Regions from separate parts of the Homo sapiens genome. Here region 1 is linked to region 2. A link is an interaction called in ENCODE POLR2A ChIA-PET data of the cell type or tissue named here. Cell type or tissue: MCF 10A. All regions are shown on one strand. Each heading gives the region's core, and the rest is flanking DNA. Links, peaks and the distances in the headings are about the cores only. Region 1 overlaps DOCK8 (dedicator of cytokinesis 8). Region 2 overlaps LOC105375949 (a long non-coding RNA gene).

Region 1 (4,000 bases), core at 1-4,000, 390 kb after region 2:
CAAGACAGAGGTAGGAGGACATGTCCTTTGGTGAGATCTCCGTTGATGGGGAGAGTTACCAAAACAGTACACTCCACAGTGATGCCAGCTAAGTTTGACATGTGCTTCACTGAGATGCTGCTCTGGAGCATCCTATGGGCCAAAACTCTGTCAACAGAAATGGGGTTCTCTCTGCAGAAGGCAGAGATCCTTTCCCTGTGAAATGATCATATCTATACCTACAAATGGGTTATGGATTTGAATACAGAAATGAGAAAAATTAATGATGCCTCCATGGCCCAAACAAAGGGGATGAGTAAGAAGACAGAATTGCAATTGAGAGATAAGAGCTGGTATAAAGTTGTGCCACTCCAGACTTACCTTATACTCAAAACATAACACACAGATGAAAAGTAGATCTAAAATCCTGTTGAGCTGCGTTGATGGCAGGTCAGCAATCCACTTCCTAATGAGGCTCTGATCAGCATTTTTCATGATCCAGAGGAAGCAGATCATGAGGTTGCGAGTAGTGTCCGCGTTCAGCATGTTGTACTGCTTATAGGGCTGAAGGGAGGCAGATTGGGGGATGGAGGCCAGGGAAGAAGTCAAGCAACAGAAAAATTTGAGGCTTAACAGTCAAGCAACAGAAAAATTCAAAGTGTTCTCTTAAAATACCATGACTGTACATCACTGCTAGGCTGGAGATCTATTGCCAGTAGCCCTGCCTTCCCTAGGCAGGGGAAGCTGTGTTCTTTGAGTAGCGCTACTCAGCAAAGAGGCTCACCTGGGGCAGTATTTGAGCTAGGCTTTCAGCCACGTATCTGAGTACCTCTGTCTTAGGAGCAGTGTGGCCTGGTGATCACCCCTGGGCCTTGATCATGCGTGCTGCAATCCCAGTGATACAAAGAGGCTTTCATGCTGCTAAGATCTCCAAGTATTTCTCCTTCGTGCTGGGCAGCAGAGGGTTAGACTTACAGGGGAGAAGGAAACTGGCTGGGTGCCATGAATAAGCTTGCTGTTCAAGATTTAGCTTCTTTGTTACATAGTGCAAAGTATAACATAAGGGTCATGAACTGCTCAGCAAATTAATCAAATCCATGTTTGTGGAGTTCTCTGTAATGGAAGTTTAACCATAATTTATGTTTGCCTGGGGCTGGGGTGTGGGGGTTCAGGCTATTTGCTTTAATATTTTGGCCACAAGTATTCATTTTAAAGTGCTGAGCGCACTCTCTGTTACTCATCTCATCAACACAAACAACAACAATGAGGCTGCACCCTTGGTTCATGCAGCGTAGCTAATATCCAGTGGAATGTACTGGTGAAATTGCAATGAGGAATTTGTGGGTATGGGAGGGAAATGTTAGTTTTGGATGGAAATAATAGAGGTTATAAAGCAACTTTAACTTTAGTTATTCTGAGTTTGTTGACAAGAATAAAGGAAATCTTGAGATACAACCTCACAAGGACTATGTTCTAACAGGTGAACTTTGGGCTTTTGAGTTTTTCCCTTAGAGGCAAATAATGTAAAAGGCATATACCACCTCAAGCAGCTAACTTTGGTAAGACGGATATTAGAAAGGTGGAGGAGGTCACACAATATTTCTCCAACAGTAAGATCGGTGATGTCAAATCTCAAATGTCTTTTCTCTGTCTCATCTTCCTGCCTCACTGTCCCCCCAATCCTCATGGTGATGGAGCTTGCTAAGTGCAGGAAGGAAGACAAGAAAGTCATCCAGCAAGAAGAGTTAGGTCAGGATGCTGCTTTCTCACGGGAGAAGAAAGTTAAATTCTCTGCACATCTATACCCTACATTGAAATGTGAAAGTAAATGACATTGGAGGATGCAGTGCTGTCTTCACAAGGGATAGTCAGAGCTCATCAATGAACAGAGATGAATCCCACCTCAACTGAATCAGAGGATACATTCCCAGAGGAGCCCCTCTTTGAGCCCACAGAGTCCATGCAAAAGGACAGAGCCAAACAACCCTCCTTAGGCTCCCTGGGGTCCTAGAAAAGCTGCAGTCTTGTTTAAGAAGCCCTTACGCTAAGCTACCAGCCTCCTTCAGTCTTTTTTTTTGGAGGCATTACACTGTATGAATTACACACACATAGACTGAACACAGCCTAAGCCTCCACCCTCAGAGAGCCTTGGTTTGATCTCCTTTGCAAGGATTTCAGATTTCCCAAGTTTTCCTCTTTTCCGGTTTCTTGAACTTGAACTCAGCACCACTGGGACTGCCTGAATTTGATCTGCACATCTCTTGCTGTTGCCAGAACCCTTTCTGACTTGTGTGCACCTCAGCTGCCAGCCTCACAATGATTCTTTCCAGCAAAATGAGGCGGAAATAATCAATGCCTGCTCTAAGCTGAGTTCTCCCATCAGAAGATGACAGAAGAGGCTGGGCACAGTGGCTCACGCCTGTAATCCCAGCACTTTGGGAGGCTGAGGTGGGTGTACCATCTGAGGTTGGGAGTTTGAGACCAGCCTGGCCAACATGGCGAAACCCCGTCTCTACTAAAAGATACAAAAAAAATTAGCCAGGTGTGGTGGTGCACGCCTGTAATCCCAGCTAATCAGGAGGCTGAGGCATGAAGAACCCGGGAGGCGGAGGTTGCAGTGAACTGAGATTGCGCCACTGCACTCCAGCCTGTGCAACAGAGTGAGACTCTGTCTCAAAACAAACAAACAAACAAAACAAAACAGAAGACAGAAGACATGAAATGAAAAATCAACCAGACACATGTGCACCAACATACCAAGGAAGACAGCACTATTCCACTTGTTTTCAAATTGAAATTATTCCCTGCTATGGCCAGAGCCACATTCTGGTTAATGGCACCGGCTCCTTCTTGTTCTTCATCCGAGCCACTGGTGCGGTATCTGCGAGTATCTGCAACTGCAATGAAAACATCGTTTGTGATGTCAAGTCAAACATGACATTTCCCCATGTCCCCTACCCAATAAGAGACTGATACTTCTCAGTCACTAAAGTCAGCACAGTAATTTCAAACCTGATGTTTAGCATTATGTATCTGCTATCACCTATAGGAAAACACAGCAGGCTAAGAGACAATGTCTAGCACAAGATTAGGCTAGAAATTAATTTTTCAAATTGTGTGAACAAAAAGTTTTCAAACCTTCCATAATTGTTTCCTGTAACATAATTTTTTAAACTTCATTCTCTATTCTAATAATTGGCATTATTTTAAATAATGACCAAATAGAAGACACCTACAATTACAGAATTAAGCAACTACCTTATATAGAATAATAAGCTATTATCACAAGTTCAGCAATAATTTGTCATATTTCAAATGTTTAAAATGAATGTCAATTTATTGTATCTATGTAATATAGACATACCCATATTTATAGATAGGTCTAGATGTATGCAAGCAAAAAAACGATAAACCGTTTAAAAGTCTGGTTTTTAAGAATGCTACCAGTATACAATCAAAAACTATTAATATTTCAAGCAGTTCTGGGAAAAGTGTGGTAAAACATTCACAACTGATTGATTCACTCATGTTTTCCTAAAAATTCATGTTTTTCTAGACCTGTTGACATTACAGCCATCTGGGCCTTCAATTATTTAGAAAAATTTGAGTGTAAATAACATTTCTTCTACTAAAGTTGTGAAAACAAAACCCAGTTCTTATTATTTATTTATTTATTTATTTTTAGACAAAGTCTCACACTATCATCCAGGCTGGAGTGCAGTGGCGCCATCTCCGCTCACTGCAATCTCTGCCCCTCCATCCTCCTACCTCAGCCTCCCGAGTAGCTGGGATTACAGGTGCGCCACCACGCCTGGCTAACTTTTGTATTTTTAGTGGAGACAGGGTTTCGCCATGTTGGCCAGGCTGGTCTTGAACCCCTGGCCTCAAGTGATCTGTCCACCTTGGCCTCCCAAAGTGCTGGGATTACAGGGGTGAGCCACCACACCGAGCCAAAACCCAATTTTTAGAAATACTTATTAAGGCCATTGGGATTTTAAACAAATGGTTAAATAAACAGCAC
Region 2 (7,075 bases), core at 175-4,174:
CAGGCACCCACCACCACACCTGGCTAATTTTTTCTGTTTTTAGTAGAGATGGGGTTTCGCCATGTTGGCCAGGCTAGTCTCGAACTCCTGACCTCGGTTGATCTATCCGCCTTGACCTCCCAAAGTGCTGGGATTATAGGCGTGAGCCACCGCGCCCTGCCAAAAGTTTTTTTCGTAGCTCTCTAGGGTACCTACAATTTCTACCTTTGATAGTTATATGTTTTGGGATGAAGCGTTAGTAGTGCAAAATCCTTGGTGAAAAATTCATCTTAACATAACGTTCCTTTTCTTTCTTTCTTTCTTTCTTTTTTTTTTTTTTTTGAGATAGAATCTCACTCTGTCGCCCAGGCTGGAGTGCAGTGGCACAATCTCAGCTCACTGCAACCTTCGCCTCCTGGGTTCAAGCGATTCTTGTGGCTTAGCCTCAGGCTCCCTTGTTTCTGGGATTGCAGGCATGTGCCACCATGCCCAGCTAATTTTTGTATTTTTAGTAGAGATGGGGTTTTACCATGTTGACCAGGCTGGTGTTGAACTCCTGACCTCAAGTGATCCACTCGCCTTGGCTTCCCAAAGTGCTAAGATTACAGGTGTGAGCCACCACGCCAGGCCCATAACGTTTCATTGAATGTGAATCTAGGCCTACTCTTTCTGATTGATTCTGAATGATTATCCAACTCTAAGATGGTTGGAATCAAGTTTTCTTTTTGCATGCATTTTAAAATGTGGGCTTCTGGGCTCATGGTCTGTGAAGCTTTATTTGTGAGAAAGGAAATCTAGGTTGAGGGGATGGTCCTCCAGAAAAATTTTGCATTTGCTTCTGCCAGCTACTCCTGAGGGTGTTAACAGCCCATAACCACTTCTTGACATTAATATCTCAGCCCTCACAGGTAGTTCCAGCCCTAAAACTCTGTGAAGATAGGTTTGTGGTTACAAAGTCTCATGGAAGATGTCTTCCCCATATCTTGTCCCATGCATCCAAAGCCAAGGCCTAGGCAGACAAGGTCCCTCATCATCCTTCTTGGCCAATGGGTGTGATTTTCTAGTCCACTCTTTCATTCAGGATGTATCCCTTTGAAAGCCCCAGCTTTGTGTTGGTTATCAATTCGAACTCATTTTTAGGAGAAGCCAAAGGCCTTGTCTCCTGGCCCTGTGAGGCCCTTAAAACCCAAGTCCCTTCATCACTAAAACAGGTGCAACCCACACTAGGGTATCCAAAGTGTCCATTCTCTTACCTTCAGTTTTTTAGCTGCTTCTTTGTGTTTGACCTCTGGGGATTTCCTTCATTTCTTGTGAGATCAACCATGTATTTATAGGATATTTACGATATTTTATTCATAATGTATAGGTCTTTTGTTTTGGGGAGTGGTTCAAAGTATCTACCTTGCTGTTTTGTTGGAAATGGAAATCTGCCAAAAACCACATTTTTATGTCTTTACATTTTCTTCAATACCCAACATTGTATTGTATACAGATTGATTGCTTAATCCTAAATAATGATTGAATGAATATCCATGCTGTTCCCAAGGGATAACATATTATTCCATGAAAATATATTTGCTTATCATATTTTCATTTTGCACTGACGCCAGATTCCTTCCCTTAACCGATACGACACATCTAAGACAGGGGAGCTTTAGTGGAAAATAGGGAAGAAATGAAAGATAAGGACGAGATTCAAAAGTCAGGCCCAGGCAGGTCCTTGGTAGGTTAGGGAAAGGGACAAGATTGTCAGGCAGCAGGTCACTGTGATTTCATTAAAGGGAGGGGCTTCTGGGAACCCAGTCCCAACTTTTGCAAATTATTATATGGAGGGCAGTTTCTTGAGTATCACTTTTCCATTTATAAAGTCTCTGGAAGTTTGATAAGAAAATGTGGCAATGTGTGAACAGAGGTTAAGCTTGCTTTCCTCGATTTTCTTTCTTTCTTTTTTTTTTTTTTTTAAAAAAAAGGGTCCTTTTCGAAAAATTAGGAAGAGAAAAGAAACTCCATATTTTCTCTTCAAATGTGTGGGTGGTGAGATTTAGAAGGGGCAGACATGTTTACTAACTCTTAGTAAAAATATTTGTTGAACACCCACTGAGTGCCAAGCCGTGTGCTGGACACAGGGCTATAGCTGGGAACATGGAATGAGGGCCTGGCTCTGTGGTACTTCCATTCCATTTTACAGATAATCACAGAAAGAGATGTATACGTACAGATTATGAAGCGTGTTAGGAATGCAAGTCCATTAAAGAGCGTGGTGAAAGACTATAACCTGGGGTTGGTAGGGAAGGGAAATCAAGGAGCATCAAGAAAGGCTTCTCAGAGGAAGCAGCTCTATGCAGAGATCAGAAGGATGGGCCGGGTTAGTCAGGCCAATAGCATGCAGAAGAACAAACAGTGGAAGGAACAGCCTGTGTGCAGTTTCTCATTAGTCATAAACTTATGCAGAAAATACTGAAGCTTTTGATTCATTATAATATTACCTGCCATGCGGTGGCATGTGGCGGCTCACTGATTGTTTTCCTTGAGCTGGGCAGCCGGGCATCATCATCTCCACTTTCAGGATGAAGTTAGCAAGGCTCTGAGGTGCCTGGCTACCTGCCCAGGTCATATATTTTAAAGAGTCATAAGGCTGGGCGCAGTGCCTCATGCCTGTGATTCCAGCACTTTGAGAGGCTCAGTCGGGCAGATCACTTGAGGCCAGGAGTTGGAAACCAGCCTGGCCAACATGGTGAAATCCAGTCTCTAATAAAATACAAAAACTAGCCGGGTGTGGTGGTGTGCACCTGTAGTCCCAGCTACTTCTGCTTAGGAGACTGAGGCCGGAGAATTGCTTGAACCTGGGAAGTGGAGGTTGCAGTGAGCTGAGATCACTCCACTGCACTCCAGCCTCAGCAACAGTGCAAGACTCTGTCTAAGAAAGAAAAAAAAAAAAAAGAGTCATGGAGCTGGAGGTTGTGCTCTGGTTGTTTAAGTAGCTTGTGTTTAAAGGGAAACTTTGAAAGGCCCCCAGAAACAAGTGGTTTTCTTTTAGACAGCAGCCTGGCAGCTTATTGGATGCCCAACAGAAATGACTAGCAGTCTCTCGAAATAAATAAATGGCATTTTGAATAGGACAGAGGCTCAGGAGGAAGAGGTCCTAGCGGTAGATTTAACTGCAGGTCATCATCATAAATATAACTGGTTTCATCAGAGCTGTAATAAGGTTCTTGTGGGTGGAGTGTGCTGGTTTTGCTGTCAGAAATTGAGTAATGCAGTGTTAGTGCTACAGCTATTGACAACAAAACAAATTTCTATGGAAATTACTTTTAATATTGAGTTACTACAATTTAATGGCCACAATTTTTTTAAAGATTGGCTAAATCGAACACTAACTCCTCTCATCATTCATAAAATTAAAGGTGAAACAGCAAACAGAGTTGAAAAACCTACCTAGTCAATGAAAACACTGCGCCGTACCTTTCCCTTTATTTTTATGCGTGTATTTATTTATTTTTGAGAGACAGGGTCTTGCTCTGTTGACCAGGCTGGAGTGCAGTGCTGCAACTGTGGCTCACTGCAGCCTCGACTTCCTAGGCTCAAGTGATCCTCCCATCTAAGCCTCCTGAATAGCTGCAGCTACAAGTGCACACCACCATACCCAGCTAATTAAAAAAATTTTTTTGTAGAGGCGTGGTCTCACTACATGCCTAGGCTGATCTCAAACTCCTAGGCTCAAGGAATCCTCCTGCCTCAGCCTCCCAAAGTTCTGGGATTACAGGCGTGAGACACCTTTCCTTTTATTGCTAGAGATAGTTCTAATATGTTCTGCAAAAGGGCCTAAAGCAGTGTTTCTCACGTTTTTTGATATTATTAATTTTTACTCTGTCTTAGCTCAGGCTGCTGTAACAAAATGCCATAGATTGAATAGTTTAAACAATAGACATTTATTTTCTTACAATTTTGGAGACTGTAAATCCAATATGAGGGTCTAGCACAGTGAGATTCAGGTGAGAGACCTCTTCTGGGTTGCAGACCGGTGACTTCTTTATCCTCACCTGGTAGGAAGACAATGAGAGCTCTCTGGGGTCTCTTTTTTTTTTTTTTTTTTTTTTTGAGACGGAGTCTTGCTCTGTCGCCCAGGCTGGAGTGCAGTGGCGCGAACTCGACTCACTGCAACCTCCGCCTCCCAGGTTTAAGCGATTCTCCTGCCTCAGCCTCCAGAGTAGCTGGGATTACAGGCTTGCACCACCACGCCTGGCTACCTTTTGTATTTTTAGTAGAGACGGGGTTTCATCATGTTGGTCAGGCTGGTCTCGAACTCCTGACCTCGTGATCCGCCTGCCTCGGCCTCCCAAAGTGCTGGGATTACAGGCGTGAGCCACCATCCCCGGCCAGGATTAGGATTTCAATATATGGATTTTGAGGGAATACAAACATTCGGTCTATAACACACTTTCTAAGGAGAAAATTTATGGTAATTTAATAAATTTAGACTAATTAAAGTTAAACAAATTAAGTTCCATAATAGGAAATTATAACATATATATAATTTAATTTCTCCCTAGTGAGAGAAATATTAAAGAAGAAGAATTTGTCAGGTGGAATTTGACTTTGGAGGGCTACACACCATTGTAATATCTAGGATTTCTTGGCCCCCCAAGAACCAGTTTTAGCTTCTGAGAATTCATGGCCTAAAGGAGAAACAAAGAAAACACACACACACACACACCACACACCACACACATACCACACACACACCACACACACACCACACACACACCACACACACACCACACACACACACCACACACCACACACACACCACACACACCACACACCACACACACACACACACACCACACATACACCACACACCGCACACACCACACACACACACACCACACACCGCACACACCACACACACACACCACACACACCACACACACACACCACACACACACACCACACACACCACACACACCAGACACACACACACCACACACCACACACACACACCACACACACCACACACACACACCACACACACACACCACACACACCACACACACACACCACACACACCACACACACCACACACACACACCACACACACACACACACACACACACACACACACGTTGCAGAGCAGCATTATCTTATAACCTGTAAAGGATTGTACTAAATGGGAACTAAATGGTCATTGTGATGGTTATTTTGTTTGTTTGTTTGTTTTTGAGACGGAATCTCTCTGTCACCAGGCTGGAGTGCAGTGGCACAATCTCAGCTCACTGCAACCTCTGCTCCCCGGTTCAAGCGATTCTTCTGTCTCAGACTCCCTAGTAGCTGGGACGACAGGCACAAGCCACCACGCCCACGCCCAGCTAATTTTTTTGTATTTTTAGTAGAGACAGGGTTTCACCATGTTGGCTTGGATGGTCACTGCAGTAAGCATTTTGCCTGCATTATTTGTTTAATCCTCAGAACAACCCTATGAAGCATATACTACTGTTGTTCACCTTTTATAAATTAAGAGAGGCTCTGAGAAGTTAACAGCTGTCAACTTTTAAGTAGCAGAGCTGTGAATCGTACTCATCTCTGTTCCCCACACAGCTCCCAGGCTGCAGCCACTGCAGAGGATAGCATCCTCTGGAAGTGTTCTTAGTATCTATGCGAATTTTGTCCTTGGGGCCATCTCACCTCTCATTCCCCTTCTCTTCCACTCCTGGCCTGCTCCCTTGTTCCTATTACCCAGTATAAAACTTATTCCTCCTGAATCAGGGTTGGAAAGCAATCTGATAAATAGTTATTATTGGCTTGGGATTCCTAGCATTTGCCTTTCAGCAAAGGATATCTGTAACTCCCAAAAACTGAGTGGTGGGATTTGAGCAGGGGGGAGGAATTTCAGCAGGTGGGTAAAGTATTTGGAGGCTATGTGAGTTAGGCTACTGACAGGAGGAGGGTGGTACCCTTAGGTGGGGAATGGAGGAGAATTTAATAAAGAGATAATTTACAGAAGTTTGAGGAAGGTTAAGGGAAACCAACATGGGATAGCAACAGGCCTCCCTGGGGATGGCAACAAAGGGAGCCACCACCATCCGACACCTGAAGGGACAAGGAATAGTCCTAGGAACCCAAGAAAGGGGCTGAAGCTTTGGAGAATGCCATCTGGCAGAGGCCTTGGCTTCAGCAGAGACCTGCAGCCAACCTCTGGTCACCCAGCAGGGAGAAAACCAGGGAAAGAAAGACTCCTTCCTTGCCCTTGTCCTACCCTCCTACTTTTAAGGGTACCTTTTATGACCACACGCAAACTAAAGCTAGAGGACAAGGGGCCTGTTGATGCAGTCCATAGAGGCCAGATTTTGGGACACAGAGCAGAGTGGAGAAGAGGGCACAGGGGACCTGGAGGGCAGCGCTACAGCCTAGGATGGTGGCCGTCTGTGACAGGTGAACACAGGGCCAGTTTCATAAATGAAACACAGAGGATACCTCAGTTTTCATCAAGTGGCTGGGAGCATAGCAACGAAGGACACAGGGAGCTGGACTGCCTGGCCTGAAGACTGCCCTGCCATTTCTACCTTGGTGACTTTGGTGAAGTTCCTTAACCCTTCTGTGCCTTGGTTTCCTTATCTGTGAAACAGGCATGATAATCTCTACTCATAGGATTGTGAGGATAGAATTAATTGTAGCACTTGAACAAGGTCTGACTGAATTAACACCATCCTTATGACACTCCAGGTACAAAGCAGGTAGGAAGAAGCAATGTGCCCTTAGGTACTTACACGCTAAGCGGGAGACAGACACACCAGCCCTCACGACACAAGGTTAGGTGAGCTGGCAACTGAGGAGAAAGACTTGGCCGAAGGAGGGGTTGATCCTGCACCTCAGTGGGTCAGGTAGGGTTTTGCAGAGGAGGAGCCTTGAGCAAGGACTTGCAGAATGAGTTGATTTGCAGATGTGCCCAGTACACATCAATTAACAGTTCTGGAACTTTAAGGAAGGAAGGAAGTCCAGTTGGGTATTAAAAAGACTGGTAGATTTGTGGATTGTCAGAGGACAAGAAAGAACCCTGGAAATTAGGGCACAACTAAGCAGTGCAACAAGAATCCAGTAG

What was found. ChIA-PET counts read pairs that join two places held together with the same protein. Peaks named below come from ENCODE experiments on the same cell type or tissue, not always from the same donor. Only the 100,000 strongest peaks of a DNase experiment are listed, where the experiment ranks them.
Region 1: POLR2A ChIA-PET joins it to region 2 with 8 read pairs; 3 of 35 experiments call an interaction of 5 or more read pairs at or near these places.

The regions. Positions count from the first base shown.
Region 1 is chr9:416,944-420,943 of GRCh38, reverse strand. DOCK8 (dedicator of cytokinesis 8) reads right to left here. Exons shown (of 48, transcript NM_203447.4): 30 at 2,737-2,876; 31 at 361-543. Among named protein-coding and RNA genes, the nearest start is that of DOCK8-AS2, 51 kb to the left of the region's middle. In MCF 10A, for the core only: no CTCF peak of the experiment used is centred there; no DNase peak of the experiment used is centred there.
Region 2 is chr9:806,750-813,824 of GRCh38, reverse strand. All of the region lies in intron 1 of LOC105375949 (a long non-coding RNA gene), which reads left to right. Among named protein-coding and RNA genes, the nearest start is that of DMRT1, 31 kb to the left of the region's middle. In MCF 10A, for the core only: no CTCF peak of the experiment used is centred there; a DNase peak (open chromatin) is centred at 2,504.